2 separate regions of the Homo sapiens genome follow, and region 2 is linked to region 1. Evidence: read pairs that join two places in POLR2A ChIA-PET (ENCODE). Cell type or tissue: GM12878. All regions are shown on one strand. Links, peaks and the distances in the headings refer to the core of each region. The heading gives the core; the rest is flanking DNA.

The links. ChIA-PET counts read pairs that join two places held together with the same protein. Peaks named below come from ENCODE experiments on the same cell type or tissue, not always from the same donor. Only the 100,000 strongest peaks of a DNase experiment are listed, where the experiment ranks them.
Region 2: POLR2A ChIA-PET joins it to region 1 with 5 read pairs; 2 of 35 experiments call an interaction of 5 or more read pairs at or near these places.

What each region holds. Positions count from the first base shown.
Region 1 is chr3:90,041,853-90,050,200 of GRCh38, reverse strand. No RefSeq gene overlaps it. Among named protein-coding and RNA genes, the nearest start is that of EPHA3, 940 kb to the right of the region's middle. In GM12878, for the core only: no CTCF peak of the experiment used is centred there; no DNase peak of the experiment used is centred there.
Region 2 is chr3:89,753,272-89,761,619 of GRCh38, reverse strand. No RefSeq gene overlaps it. Among named protein-coding and RNA genes, the nearest start is that of EPHA3, 650 kb to the right of the region's middle. In GM12878, for the core only: no CTCF peak of the experiment used is centred there; a DNase peak (open chromatin) is centred at 4,737.

The sequences.
Region 1 (8,348 bases), core at 15-8,014:
CAGTTGAAGGTCTTAAGAGAAATACTGAGTTTCCCTAAAGATGAAGAAATTCTGCCCCTGAACTTCCTTGGGACTCAACTTTTCCCTAGGTCTCCATACTGCTGGTCTGCTCTGCAGATTTTAGATAGAACTTATTGATTGTCTCTAGGGAACACAGACTAATACAAATTTTGGTATTGAGATTGGTTTCAGAAAAACTAAATCTTAAGGATGAGTTTTCTGAACTGGTTCTGGGGTTTCTAGAATCAATTCTCTCACTCAATTAGATTTAAAGGCACTATTTGTAGCAGGAAAAACACTGATAGCCATGGTGTGATGTGTCCATAGAAATATGCAAAATATCATCATTGGATATTCCTGTTTAAATACTTATAAGAGGCAAGTTTTTGGGTGACTATGTATTTGATACCTTAGAAGATTTTTATCAAACTAACAAGTAAAATGAAATTGGCTGGTTGTTCGTAATTGCGCTGGAAAAAGTGGATACACAAAAGTATGAGCTCAAAGGGTTGAATTTCCAGCTAAAGCACTGCATAAATTACCTGAAAGGTTATATTGTCTGCCTCAAAAGAAAACCTTATCTTTTGTAGTCCTAAAGGAGAAAGTGCTGAAAACGAGGCCCAGATTCTTATTCTGTTAGTGGCTGAAATATAACAGAAATTTAATTCCCAACTTCATAAGGTATCTACTGGTAAATTGAGGGCATTGATTGGGAAGGAATAAGATCCTGAAAAGTGAAAATGTGGTCATACTGTATTATAAAATACTGATGAGGATGAGGACATTAAGCTTCTAAATTCTGCTGGGTCTTCTTTACCAGTAGAGGTAGCTATTCCCCTCCCCCGCCCCCCAGAGGAGATTAACACTAATTTGCCTGAATAAACTGTAATGATCTTCTCTGAGATAATTGCCTTATAAGATACTGCTGATTTACCTCCAGACACAGTTCCAGAACCCTGCTTTGCTTCTAGTCTATAACTAGACTCAAGTTCCAGAAGGCCCTGAAAGGTGAAGTATTTCTATGATCTGAAGGTTTGTGTTCCCCCAAAATTAAATAAGTTAAAATTAATCACCCATGTGGTGGTGGTAGAAGGTGGAGCCTTTGGGAGGTGGTTAGGTCATGAGGTTGGAGGCATCATGAATGAGATTAGTGCTCTTATTAATAGGCTCCAGATCCGCTTTTCTCCCTCTACCACGTGAGGATACATTGAGAAGGTGCTGTTCTATGAGCCTACAAGTAGGCCCTCACCAGACACTGAATCTGCTGGTGCCCTTATCCTGGGCTTTACAGCCTCCAGAACTGTGAGAAATAATTTTCAATTGTTTACAAGGTACCTAATCTAAACTCTTTTCTTATGGCAACCAAAATGGACTAAGGCAGATATAATTGTGATCATGAGGAGGTGTGCTGCACTCTAAACAAAATTATATGATTTAAAAATTTATCCAGACAGAAATATGGAAAATATGTGTGGGAATGAATGTTAAGAGTGTGGGATATTGGTAGAAAATACATAAAGTTGAAACAAGCCAAATTTATTGATTTAAGCCAACTAAACAGAGATTGTTGATTTAATATTGCATCTTGGGGGGTTAGAAAAGCCTCTAACAGTTTGTTTAGTTGGTTAGCTGAAACACGAATAAAAGGTGACCTACACTAATTAGTTAACATGCCAGAACTGCCTTCATGTGCAGTAGAAAAAAGAATCCAAAGGGTTGGGAAAATAGGAATAGAAGTGTGAATTTATCATGCAAGACCTCCTCATCCACCATAGGAAGAGTCCAGAGGACATACTTATTGCCACAAACATGAGAAATAAACTTGTTAGGGGAACTTCAGCCTCACTGAAAACCTCCATGATCACTCTTCTTTGCAGCTCAGAAATTATAGTGTGAACTGCTGCCATTAAATTGGGAAACTAAAATTCAATGAAAATTATTGGATCTCACTGTGTCAGAGGCCAAGTGGTGATACTTAATCATTAAAATAAAGGTAAATGTGGTTATTATAATGGACACTAGAGTCAAAGCAGTAACTAAAATAGTCTGATTCACAGAGCTCTATGATATTGGCTAGTTGATCACTTTCCTAGAAGTGAAATAAATTGGAAGTCTACTAAATTCGTACTTGATCTGTATAAGGACTACAGTCAAGTGAACAAAAGTTTAGCCTGAATCATAAGAACAGACAGTCATGGCCCCTCAATCAATTCTCAGACTTGAGTCAGTTTATAAAGCCCAAATTCTTCAAGTGAAGGGAGGTGAGATAACTTTGAGGAAGCACCCAGCTACACTGCCAATAATTCTTCCAGCCTTCCCCAACAGGGATGTAAGCCTTTTATCATACAGGGTGACTGTGTATCAGGAAAGAGAACAATCAGGATCTTCAGAAATTACTGGACACTGGCTCTGAATTGATACAATTTCCAGGAGACACTAAATGCCATGGGGATCCACCAGTCAGAGTAGTTTATGAAGGTGATGTTTTGGCTCATGTCCATTTCACAGTGGGGTTCAGTGAGTCTCCAAAACTATCCTGTGGCTATTTCCCTAGTTCCACAATGCATAAGTGACATAGATATAATCAACAACTGGCAAAATCCACACGTCTCTTCCTTGACCTATAAGGTGATGTCTTTTACGGTGGGAAAGGCCAACTGAAAGCCACTAGAACTTCCTCTTCCTAAGAAGATAGTAACTCAAAAGCAAAATCACAGAGATTAGTGCCACCATCAGAAACTTGAAAAATTCAGGAGTGGTGACTCTCACTGTATCCCCAACCAACTTGCCTATTAAACAGAAAATAGATAGATCTTGGAGAATGACAGTGGATTGTTCTAAGCTTAACATGGCAGTGACTCCAGTTGCAGCTACTGTACCAGATATGGTTTCATTGCTTGAGAAAATTAACACATCCTCTAGTATCTGATATGTAGCTACTGATTTGACAAATATTTTTTTTCTCCATCTCTGTTAATAAAAACCACGAGACGCAGTTTGCTTTCAGTTGGCAAGGCCAATAATACACCTTTACTGTCCTACCTCAGAGTGTACCCATTTCCCAGCCTTAGGTTGTTAATTTAGTTTTCAGAGACCTTGATTGCTTTTATCTCCACAAGACATCATACTGGTCCGTTACAGTGATGATATTATACTGATTAGAACTAGTAAGTCAGAAGTAGTAAGTATTCTAAACTTATTGGTAAGACATTTGCATGTCAGAGGATGAAAAATAAATCCAACAAAAATTCAGGGGAATTCTGCCTCAGTGAAATTTCAAGGGATCCAGTAGTATGAGACACGTAAAGATATTCTTTCTAAGATGAGGAATAAGTTGTGGCAACAGGCCTCTCCTACAACCAGGAAAGAGGCACAATGCCTAGTGAGCTTCTTTGGATTTTGAAGGCAATGTTTTCCTCACCTGAGTGTGCTTCTCTAGATGACTTACCAGGTTATCAGAAAGCTGTCAGTGTTGAGTGCAGCCCAGAACAGAAGTGTCTGTAAGAGGTCATAGTGCTATGCCATCTGCTGTGCCTCTTAGACCATATTATCCAGCATGTTCTTGGTGCATAAAGTATCAGTGGAAGATAAAAATTTTGTCTGAAGCATTTATCAGGCCCCTGTAAGTGAATTACAGTGCAAACACTTCAGATTTGGGAGCAAAATCCTGCTATCCTCTGTGGATAACTACCCTCCTTTTGAGAAACAGTTTTTGGTTTGCTACTGTAAGTACTGTAAGCTACTGTAAGTACTGTAAGTAATCAGTAGAGACTGATTACTTAAACATGGGCCATCAAGTTACCATGCAATTTATGCTGCCCTCATGAAATGGGCCCACCAAGCCATAAAGTTGAGTGTGCACAGTAGCACTCCATCATCAAATGCAAGAAATGTATGAGATTGGGCTCAAGCAGGTCCCAAAGGCATAAGCTGCCTAAAGAAATGGACCGAATGCTCATGGTCACCACTCCTGCTACACTGCCCTATCTTTCCCAGCCTCTACCTATGGCCTGAAGGGGAGTTCCCTGTGATCAGTTGACACAGGAAGAGAACACCGGGGCCTGGGTTACAGATGGTTCTGGATGATATTCAGCACCACCTGAAAGGAGACAGATGCAGCACTAAAGTCTCTTTCCGAAACACCCATGAAGGAAGATAATAAAAAAAAATTTCCAGTGAGCAGAAATTTAAGCAGTGTGCTGGTTATTCATTTTGCTGGGAAAGAGAAATGGCAAGATATGTGATTGTACGTGGATTCAATGATTCAGATGGATGGTTAGAAACTTGAAAGTAACGTAATCAGAAAATTGATGACAAGGAGGTCTGGGGAAACGATATGTCAATATACCTCTCTGAATAGGAGAAAAACATAAAAATATGTGTGTCCTATGTGAATGCTCGCTAAAGTATGACTTCAGCAAAGGAGAATTTTAATAATCAAGTGCAATTAAGTATGGCTTAAGGATATGTGTGGGGTTGCCAAGTTGACAAGTGTTAGACTCTGATGGTTAATTTTATGTGTTAACTTAGGCTATAGTGCCCAGTCGTTTGGTCAAATGCCAGTCTGGATGTTGATCTAAAGGTATCTTTAAAATGTGGTTAACATTTAAATCAGTAGACTTTGAGTAACCCAGATAACCATGCAAAATAAGTGACTGACTTCATCTATCAGTTGGAGACCTTAAGAATAAAGACCGAAGTCCTTCAAAGAGGAAGAAATTCTGCCTCTGGACTGCCTTAGGACTCAAGACTGCGGCATCAACTCTTCCCTGGGTCTCCATGCCACTGGCCTGCCCTGCAGATTTTAGACTTGACAGCGAGTCCAAATCTCAGGTGAGCCAATTCCTTAAGGTTAATCTACCTGTGCATACACACCCTATTGGTTTCATTTCTCTGGAGAGGTCTAAATAATACAATGTCTGCCTCAATAAAAAATTAAAAATTTTAATTAATATACTTCAGCAGTATTTGGATTTTATATTTTGCCATTATAATTAGACATTTTACATTTTATATTTTTCAACAATAATGCACTTAAAATTAAAGATAATATCACTTTTATAGAAGAAGAAATTAAGTCTCTTGAGTGGCCAACTGAATTACTTTTCAAAATGATATAAACATTAAATGTCAAGTTCAGGACTGACACTAATGTTCTGGAGCTAGAAATGTCACAGTGGCTTTCCGAGGGGCAGTATTCACTTACACTATTAGGCGTGACTTGGGCAAGATACTGATTTTCTATAAAGTGGGCATAATAATTGTATCTAAAGCAAATGATAATTTGATGATTGAGATGTGTATACTGAGGATTTTGGACAGTGTCTGAATGTACCATATATTTAATAAATGATATTAATGCCTCCTATTCAAATGTAACTATTACTTTTTTCTATTATATCCATGATTTTTATTAAAAAATAATCTTTATTTTACCAAAAGTTATATCGATTTTACAATGGAATTCATTTTTTCCTTTTTAAAAAGAGCCTTTTAAGTGATTAGTATTAATTGAGAAATCTTTTAAAGTAAAATCTAGAAGAACTATTACAAAATCTAATTATGTAATATTTGCTGATATGGCAAGATTTTGTCTGGACACCTTGGATTTAGGATGGGCCATGGGGAGAGAGAATCAGTGAAGGTTGTGTGCCAAGCATAAATTCATGCTTCCAAATGGTCTAAGAATGCCTTTAGTGTTTTTTTTAATGCTCCATTTTTAATATTTAGAAAGCATTTCAGAAGTGTTTTCATCAGTAACTTCCCCCAAAGACCCCTTTGGAAAATGATTGACATTTGGCAGACATCCTTTATTGTGTCAAAGCTTTGTTATGATCCTTTTAGTTTCAGGAATAGAAAAAAAATTCAAAATATGTACTTGTGTACTATTCCCAAAGGTAATAATGAGAGGATTAAATACAATCAGTTTTCTGGAGTCAGTCACAGCCATAAATATGCTATTGAACATATGTTGGAACAGTCTCTAAGGTTTCAGAGAATGAAGAATGAGCTAAAGATTGTTTTTACTCCAAAATCTCTTCTATTCAAGAGCAAAAAGCATTTGGAGGATGTTAAAAATTGTACATTCAGATTCAGTAGCCACCAGTATCATTGAAGTTTTGGCTGCTGAAATCCAACTTGAATACTGTCACATATGTGTAATGATATATTTTATCAAAATCAGAGTTTCAGAATACAGTAGAGTAATGCTAGAAACTCTATCATGATCTATCTATCATGATTTCTGATAGCCCTTTCCTTTAAAAGTTTTGCTGGTTCATAGCTTGATCATCACTTTTCAGAACAAAATAGAACACCTTTCATATATCTAACTTCTAAAAGTACCTAACCATATTTACTGGAAGTACTGAACCTATCAGCAGCATTTATATTGTTGTGCCCTCTCCCTTCCTTATATATATTTTAAGATTTTATTTCCAGAACTCTGAACTTGATGACTTTATTCCTAATTTACTGATTCCTCATTCTCAGTTGCCTTTGCTGGTTCCTTCTTTTTTGCCTGACCCATTAAAACTCTGGCATGGCCCAAAGTTCAGATTTTAGATTTTGTGTGTGTGTGTGTGTGTGTGTGTGTGTACGTGTGTATGTGTGTGCGTCTGTGTCTGTTACAGACTTATGGTCATCTCCTCCAGTCTCATAACTTTAAATACTATTTAAATGCTGATGACTTCCCAATTTTTAACGCCCTTGGCCAGACTGTGCTCTCAAACCACAGACTCATATATTCAATTGTCTACTTAACATCTCCATTTCACTGTCTAATAGACATCCACAATGCAGCATGTTTGAAACTTTGTAAAATTTCAAATATTCTGTCCTTATACTGCCCTTTTACTTCCTTCCTGCTCCGTGAAAATCTGCTTTACTTCCATTCTTGTAGTCGTTTAAGTGGAAACCTTTGGAGCAGTAATTATCTTTTTTCTTTTTCTTACATTTTATATCCATTCTGTTCAGGAAATGATGATGACTCTATCTTTAAAACATATCCACTGCTGTTATTTCCCTTTTCAGAATCACCACAATCTCTTGCCTGGGTACTTAGCTATCCTTTTAAAGTATGTAATAAAATGGCCGACATGGTCTCTCATGGTCTGTCTTTTGCCCCTCCCCCACCTGGCTCTTCCTACCATTTTGCACAAGCTCAGTCGGCTTTAGCACGTTGGCTTCCTTGATGTGTGAACATTACCAGATATGTTCCTGTTTTAAGGTTTTTGCTCTATCTATTCTGAAATGTTCGTCTTCCAGATATCTATTTAGCTAAACTCATCTCCTTGTTTAAATCTCACCATTTCAATGAGGCTTGCCCTCACCGTAATTAATATTAAGTCCTGCTTGCCCCTTCTATCCCTCCCTGCTGCCTCCCACTCCTAACACTGGCCTTCTGATCTTCTTTACCATGCTTGATTATTTTCATTTTTTTCCATAGAATCATTCATTTTTAATGCCTTTCCCCAACTAGAATATAAGTTTCTTGGTTATCTGTGATTCTGTTCACTAATGTATCTAGCACCTAGAATAGTGCTTGGCACTTAGTAGACATTCGAACCAATTTTCATTTGAAAGAATAAACAAATGAACATGAGAAGACAAGAAAGTCTGCATATTCTGGCCAAAATCTTACCTGCAAGCAACAAAACCCAAGTAGGAGGAGTTGGTTTGAAGGGTACAATACAGACTGTGATTTTCTTAAAAGAAAGAAAAAAAATGAAGACAGTAGTTTGAAAGAAAAGAGGTTGTTTTTTTCTGTGCAAATAAACCAAGTCTTTTATTATTGCTTATACATTTAACATTTTTTATGCAACAGTGTTTAAATTTTTCAGATTATTTATCATGGAGAACAAAATTATGTGCTTTTGTATTAAAGGGAAAAAGAAACAGTAACTGGCATAGGGAAACAATAGGACCACATAGAACTAATGCCTAAATTGCTGTGATCTGAGGAGTGACCAAAACCCCAACGCTAAGAGGACTTCAAAGATAACAACTTCAAAGCACCTGAGTTTTCAAACTGGATATAATGTCTGGTGTGATCTGGCAGATTTTGAAAGGATAACATTCTGCCTGAGTTATGATAAGACTTCATAAAGATTTATGTGTTTCTTGAAGTTTATGATTTGTATATTTCCTTCATCTTTCATTTGTTGTTATAAATCGCAGCTGTTATTGTAAGTATTTTTAAAGGATTGTGTGTTATATATTTTCCTGCTAGAGACTGTTTGGATGCCTTCAATCCAAGAAATGTGTTCAGATCTTGAAAAATTAATAACAGGAAGAGATTCTTTTAGAAAATAGAAAACATTAAATTATAGCATGTATTGTTAGTATCA
Region 2 (8,348 bases), core at 242-8,241, 290 kb after region 1:
CAGGCTGATCTCCAGGTATTTGGAGTACCCACTTGCCAAGATCATCAGCCTGAGCCACCTCACCCTTCCTGTGCAGAGATCTGGGTCCAATGGGGCCCTGTCTGCTTCATATCCAGGCAGAGCTCCAGGCAGTTGGAGCACCCACTTTCCCAGATGAGCAGCCTCAACTGCCCCACCTTTTCTGTGCATATTGTGCTGAAGTGGGGCCCTCTGTGCTTTACACTCAGGCAGACCTTCAGGCATCTGGAGCACCCACTGTCTTGGATTAGGACATTAGGCCACCCTCAATCCCTGTGTAGAGAATTTGGGGCCAAGGAGATTTCAGAGCTCCATGCCTAGGCACACCTCTGGGGGCTTTATGATCATCTACAGAACTTGCCCTCAGCACTGGTGCTTGTGTCTGCCATCAAGAGACCCTTAGGTGGGCCTGTCTGGTCTGGGCCCACCCATTTTTACCCCACACCCCTCGGGTTGAGCAGGGAGACCACTGTGCACTCCACAGATCCGCCCATTGGCTGAGGCAACAGAGAGTTTCTCCTAGTAAACAAGGATCAGGTAAACAACACAGACACCTTAGCTGGCTCTTACCCATCAGCACCTCTTACCCATCATCATCTACTGGCTCATAGGTTGAACCCAGCCCAATGTAAAACCTGCTGACAGAAATGCAAAGAAGCAAAGCCAAAGCCGCTACCCAGGATTTGCTACAGTCACTCCCTTTGGCAGGAGGAAAGGGAAATAAATAATAATAATAATAGTATAGGGAAAGAATAAAGAAAATCCTGTCCCACAAAATAAGTAAAAAGTTAGAAGTGCCAGAGTCTCCAGATGAGAAGGAATCAGTGCAGAAAAACTGGCACAATGAAAAATCTGAATTTTGTGATCCACCAAAGGATCACATTAGCTCTCCAGCAATGGTTCTTAATCAAAATGGAAAGACAGAAAAGATAGATGAAGAATTGAGAGTACGGATTGCAAGGAAGCTCAACAAGATCCAAGACAAGGTTGAAAATCAACACAAAGAAACTTCTAAATCAATCCAAGAAATGAAAGAGGAGACAAACATCTTAAAACAAAATGAATTAGAGCTGCTGAAATTGAAAAACTTATTTAATTATTTTTAAAATACAACTGAAATCTTTATTAGTAGACTGGAGGAAGAAGAAGAAAAAGTTCAGTGCTTGAAGCCCATTCTTTCAAATTAACCCAGTCAGAAAAAATGTAAAAGAAAAATAAATTTTAAAAATGGACAGTCTTTGATTGTGTAAAGTGATCAAACCTATGAATCATTGACATTGCTGATAGATTAGGAGAAAAAAAATCCTGAAAAACATATTTCAGAAAATAATTCAAGAAAACCTCCCTAATCTCCCTAGAGAGTTAGAAGAAAACCTGAGAACATCTGCAAAATACTATACAAAATGAATGTCATGAGGCATATAGTCACCAGAATATCCAAGGTCAATGCTAAAGAAAACAATTTATTTTTCTTTTCTGTTTTTTCTTTCTCTCTCTTTTTTTTTTTTTTTTTTTTTTTGACAAAGTCTTTCTTGTTGCCCAGGTTGGAGTGCAGTGGCACAATCTTGGCTCATTGTAACCTCCACCTTCTGGGTTCAAGCAATACTCTCGCCTCACCCTCCCGAGTAGCTGTGACTACAGGAGTATACCACCACACCAAACTAATTTTTATATTTTTAATAGAGACAGTATTTGCTGTGTTAGCCAGGCTGGCCTCAAACTCCTGGCCTCAAGTGATCCACTTGCCTTGGTCTCCCAAAGTGCTGGGATTACAGGTGTGAGCCACTGTGCCTTGCCTGAAAAAAATCTTAAAGGCAGCTAAAGTAAAATATCAGATGACATACAAAAGGAATACCATCAGACTAACAGCAGACTTCTCAGCAGAAAGTTTACAAGCCTGGGGAGAATGGAGTTTCAGTATCCATAAAGACAAGAAAATCCAACCAAGAATTTCATATTCTGCCAAACTAGGCTTCATAAATGAAGCAGATATACAATCTTTTACAAACAAACAAGTACTAAGGGAACGGAAATTCATTACCACTAGATCAGCCTTACAAGAGAGTCTTAAGGGAGTTCTAACATGGAAATAAGAGAATAACACCTGCTACCACAAAAATACACTGAAGTACATAGTTCACAGACCCTATAAAGTAAGCACACAATAGAAACTACAAAGCGGCCATCTAACAACTTTATGATAGGGTCAAAACCAAATATATCAATATTAATATTGAATATAAACAATGGAAAAACCCTACTTAAAAGGCACAGAGTAGCAACTTGCATTACAAAAATTAGACTTATCTATTTATTCATCTGCTGTCTTCAGGAGACCCATTTCACACATAATGACACCCATAAATCAACTTAAAAGATTGAAGAAAGACTTATCATATACATAGAAAACAAAAAAGAACAGGTGTCACAATTCTTCTATCAGACAAAAGAGACATTAAATCAACAACAGTAAAAAGTGACAAAGAAGGGCATTACATACTAATAAGGAGTTCAATTCAACAAGGTAATTAAACCTAAATATATATGCACCCAACATTGGAGCACCTAGATTCACAAAACAACACTTCTAGACAGAAAAAGACTTAGAAAGCCACAGAATAAAAATGGAGGACTTCAGCAATCTACTTATAGCATTAAAGACATCATTAAGGAAAAAAACTAACAAAGAAATTCTGGATTTAAATTTGACACTTGACCAATTGGACCTGATAGACAACTGCAGAATACTCCACCCATCAAACATACAATACATATTCTTCTCATCTATACATGGCACATATTCCAGGATCAACCACTTGCTCAGTGATAAAGCAAATCTCAATAAATTCAATAAAATCAAAACATATCAACCACACTCTGGGACCACAGTGGAATAAAAATAGAACTCAATACCCAGAAGGTCTCCCCAAACCATACAATTACATTGAAATTAAACAACTTGTTCTTGAATGACTTTTAGGTGAGCAATGAAATTAAGGCAGAAATAAAAAAAATTGAAATAATGAAAACAGAGATACAACATGCCAAAAATCTATGGGGTGCAGCAAATGCAGTGTAAACAGGAGAGTTTATAGTGCCATACTCTCACCTCAAAAAGTTAGGGAAATCTCAAATAATGATCTCATATAACAAGTAAAGGAGCAAGAAAACAAGAACAAACCAACCTTAAAGCTAGTCGAAGAAAAGAAACAGCCAAAATCAGAGCAGAACTGAACAAAATTTAGAGCAAAAAATTCAAGCATAGAATCAATAAAACCAAAAGTTGGTTTTTGAAAGGATCAACAAGATCAATAGACTGCTAGCTAGGTTAACTAAGAAAAAAAGAGAAAAGACCCAAATAAGCACAATCAGAAACAACAAAGATGACATTACAACACATCTCACAGAAATACAAAAGAGCCCCAGAGACTATTATGAACACCTCTATACACAAAAACAAGAAAAATCTAGAGGGAATGGATCAATTCCTAGAAACACACAACTTCCCAAGATTGAATCAGGAAGAAATTGAAACCCTGAACAGACCAATATTGAGTCCCAAAATTGAATCAGTAATAAAAAAAAAAATCTACCAACCAAAAAAAGCTCTGCAACAGATGAATTCAAAGCTGAATTCTATCAAATGTATAAAGAAGAGCTGTTACCAATTGTGTTGAAACTATTTTAAAGATTGAGGAGGAGAAACTAATCTCTAACTCATTCTATGAAGTCAGTAACACATTGGCAAGACCTGGCAAAGACATGGTGAAAAAAGAAAACAGCAGGCCAATTTCCCTGATGAACATAGAAGCGAAAATCCTCAACAAAATCCAGCAGCACATCTGAAAGATAATTCGCCATGACCAAGTAGACTTCATTACTGGGATGCAAAGTTGGTTGTACATATGCAAATCCATAAATGTGATTCAAGACATAAAGAGAATTAAAAATAAAAACCACATGTTTGTCTCAATAGATAACACAAAAAAGCCTTTGATAAAATTCAAATTTCTTTCATAATAAAAACTCTCACAAAACTAGGCATCAAATAAATATATCTCAAAATAATAAATGTCATCTATGATGTCAAATCCATAGCCAACATCATATTGAATAGACTAAAGCTGGAAACATTTTCCTAGAGAACTGGAGCAAGACAAAGATGCTCAGTCTCACTACTCCTATTCAACATAGTACAGGATGTCCTAGCCAGAGCCATCGGGTAACAGAAAGAAAACACAACCAAGCCGGGCGCTGTGGCTCACGCCTCTAATCCCAGCACTTTGGGAGGCCAAGGCGGGCAGATCACCTGAGGTCAGGAGTTTAAGACCAGCCTAACCGACATGGCGAAACCCCATCTCTACTAAAAATACAAAATTAGCCAGGCATGTTAGCGGGTGCCTGTAATCCCAGCAACTTGGGAGGCTGAGGCAGGAGAATCGCTGGAACCTGGGAGGTGGAAGTTGCAGTGAGCAGAGATCGCACCACTGAACCAGGCTGGCTAACAGAGCAAGACTCTGTCTCAGACAAACAAACAAACAAACAAAAACCCACAACCAAATAGGAAAAGAGAAAGTCAAACTAGCTCTCTTCTCTGATGATACAATTCTAGATCTAGAAAACCTTAAAGACCCTACCAAATAAAACCTCCTGGAACTGATAAATGACTTCAGTAAAGTTTTAGGACATAAAATCAGTGTACAAAACTCAGTAGCATTTCTGCACACCAATGATGATGTACCATGCCAGTACCAAAACAGACACATAGACCAGTGGAACAGAGGTTACAGTTTTGGTTACTGTAGTCTTGTAGTATAGTTGGAAGTTGGGTAGTGTGATCCCTCCAGCTTTGTTCATTTTGCTTAGGATTATCTTGCTATATTAGTGCTTTTTTGGTTCCATACGAATTTTAAAATATATATTTTTTTCTAATTCTGGGAAGAACGTCAATAGTAGTTTAATGGGAATAGCATTGAATCTCTAAATTACTTTGGGCAGCATGGCCATTTTTACAATATTGATTCTTTTTATCCACGAGCATGGGATGTTTTTCCATTCGTTTGTGTTCCCTCTGACTTCTTTGAGCAGTGGTTTGTAGCTCTCCTTGAGGAGGTCTTTCACTTCCCTTGTTAGCTGTATTCCTAGGTATTTTCTTCCTTTGTAGCAAATGTGAATGGGAATTCATTCATGATTTGGCTCTTTGCTCCTCTGTCATTGGTGTGTAGGAATGCTTGTGATTTTTACACATTGATTTTGTATCTTGAGACTTTGCTGAAGTTGCTTGTCAGCTTAAGAAGCTTTTGGGCTGCGATATTGGGGTTTTCTACATACAGTATCATGTCATCTGCAAACAGAGACAATTTGACTTCCTCTTGTCCTATTTGAATAACCTTTATTTCTTTCTCTTGCCTGATTGCCCTGGCCAGAACTTCCAATACTATGTTGAATAGGAGTGGTGAGAGAGGGCATCCTTGTCTTGTGGAGGTTTTCAAGGGAAATGCTTCCCACTTTTGCCCCTTCAGTATGATATCAGCTGTTTTTTGTCATGGAGGAGTCCCTCCTTTGCAATTGCTTGGAATAGTTTCAGAAGAAATGGTACCAGCTCCTCTTTGTACCTCTGGTAGAATTCAGCTATAAATCCATCTGGCCCTAGACTTTTTTTGGTTGGTAGGCGATTTATTACTGCCTCAATTTCAGAACTTGTTATTGGTCTAATCAGTGATTCCGCTTCCTGGTTCAGTCTTGGGAGGGTATACGTATCCAGGAATTTATCCATTTTGTCTAAATTTTCTAGTTTATTTGCATAAAGGTGTTTATAGTATTCTCTTTGGAGTACTCAATAATTCATCTTTCCCCCAAAATATATAAATTCTTGAGTATAACCAAGAAAATGCAGAGTTGAAGGTTACTTTATGGTTTACTGATTTAAAATCTATTTCAGTAATCTAACCAGCCATGTATTATAGGGAAGAGAATACTTAATTTTAAACTGAAGAACTATAATTATTTTGTAATGCCCATATCATTGTCTTATAATTGTTTTTCTGCAAATATTTATTGTATCAAATAATACTATATTGATACATTCCTGATAGCTACAAAATGGCAGAAAGATACTTTTACCCCCAAGTTAAATTTTTTTAAGAAATTACAAGTCTCTAAAAATAGACATAGATAATCATTTTAGCCTTTAAAAAGCATTTCACACCCTACAAATCATTGATACTATATTCTTTCCCAGAGAGTTCATGGAGACCTGGGTATTCTCTTGCTGTGCCTAGGCCTGGCAGCATTCCTGCTTTTCTGGAAATGCCCTAAATGTAGGGATGCCAGTTTTACCAAATGAAAATATAGGAAACCCAATTAGAGTTTAATTTCAGATAAATAATGATACATTTTTAATATCTGTATGTCTCAAATATTGCATGGGGCATATTTATACTAAGAAAGAAATTTTACCTGAAATTAAAAAGTAACTGTGTGTCTCGTATTTTACCAGGTAACCCTACCTGCACGGTCTCATTACACGTCTCTTGTGAACTGTTGTAATAAATTGTCTTTATGCAACACAGAGCACATTGCATCTCCCGAGCCAGCCTTCTCACCTAGGGTAGGTAAAGGCCCTAGAGCAGGCATATTTTCTTCATGTTCCTCCAATAAAACTTCTTTTTTCTCCTAGGTTGGTACCATCATTGTCTCCTCACCCCACCACATCCTTGCCAACATGTAAGGTACACAGAATTAGCTTAGGGCCAACTTAACAGTTCTGCTTACCACTAACTCCGTGACATTAAACAACAAGCACAATCAGTTGCATTTCCTCCAATTGTAATATCAACATAATTGGAGGTTGAATTTTATGAACTCTGATGTTCCTTCTGTTCTAACATTTTGCAGCTCTAAGTCCCTCAGCACTGGGAGGTTTTGCAAATTAAACAACCTCTTAAAATAAATATGTGTGGGAAATAGCCTAAATATTGTTGCTGCTGTTGTTGCTTTTTAAACTCTAAGTTTTGAAAAATTGTATTTAATTGATCTGTGTTCACTTTTTATAATTGATATGCGTGTAAGTACATATGTAGGTAGGTGCATTTTTAAAGACAGTGTGTTCAATTTTACTTGCAACGAGCCAGAATTGTATATAGATACAGATACAGAATTGTGTATAGATACATAATTATATCTGTAATGTAAGAAAGAAAAGATGTTAACTTGATATTTCTACCACAGAGGCACTCAGATGAATCTATTCTTATTTGAAAAAAATAAAACTCTCTAAATGTTTGAAACGCACTCATCATTTGTCACAATCTCCTTCTGTTGTGTTAGAATATTTTTTGCAGTTAATATTCAAAACTAAGCATTCACAGTTTCCTCCCTTTTTTTCTTTTCTAAGCACATAACTAAATAAAATTAAAGTTTCAAAAGCCACTGCCCCTCTGTCTCCTGTGTGGTTGATCATTGTGGTTGATTTCCTGTGCCTCTGTTAGCTGATATAGACCACACTGCCTTCCATTTCAATTACAGCATTAGAATTCCAAGCGAAGGATTCTGAGGAAAAATAATTTCCTTTGACTACAGTGGTTCATCAGTGTGATTTCTTATCTCGCTAAGGATTGCAGAGTTCACTTGCTTTGCCCTCTAACTTACTATTTTTCTTTATATTAAACATTGATTACATTTTCCTATTTTCTCTCTCCCTCTGCTCCATTTTCTCTTTGCTTTTATATTTTTTTATTTTTTATCTTAAAATATTTTAATGTAAAATTTATCAGATAAAAATATACAAAATATGCATATGTAGCATTTTAAAAATATATACAGTACTTATACATTTTTATAACACCAGCTTAAGAAATAGAACATTAATATTCAGTTTAAATCCCCCTGCATTCCGTCCGTAATTGCACTCATTTTCTGCTTTCCAATCCAGAAGTCTTCTCTTTATTTATTTATTTATTTATTTATTATTATTATACTTTAAGTTTTAGGGTACATGTGCACAATGTGCAGGTTAGCTACATATGTATACATGTGCCATGCTGGTGTGCTGCACCCACTAACTCGTCATCTAGCATTAGGTATATCTCCCAATGCTCTCCCTCCCCCCTCCCCCCGCCCCACAACAGTCCCCAGAGTGTGATGTTCCCCTTCCTGTGTCCATGTGTTCTCATTGTTCAGTTCCCACCTATGAGTGAGAATATGCGGTGTTTGGTTTTTTGTTCTTGCGATAGTTTGCTGAGAATGATGGTTTCCAGCTTCAACCATGTCCCTACAAGGGACATGAACTCATCATTTTTTTATGGGCTTCATAGTATTCCATGGTGTAT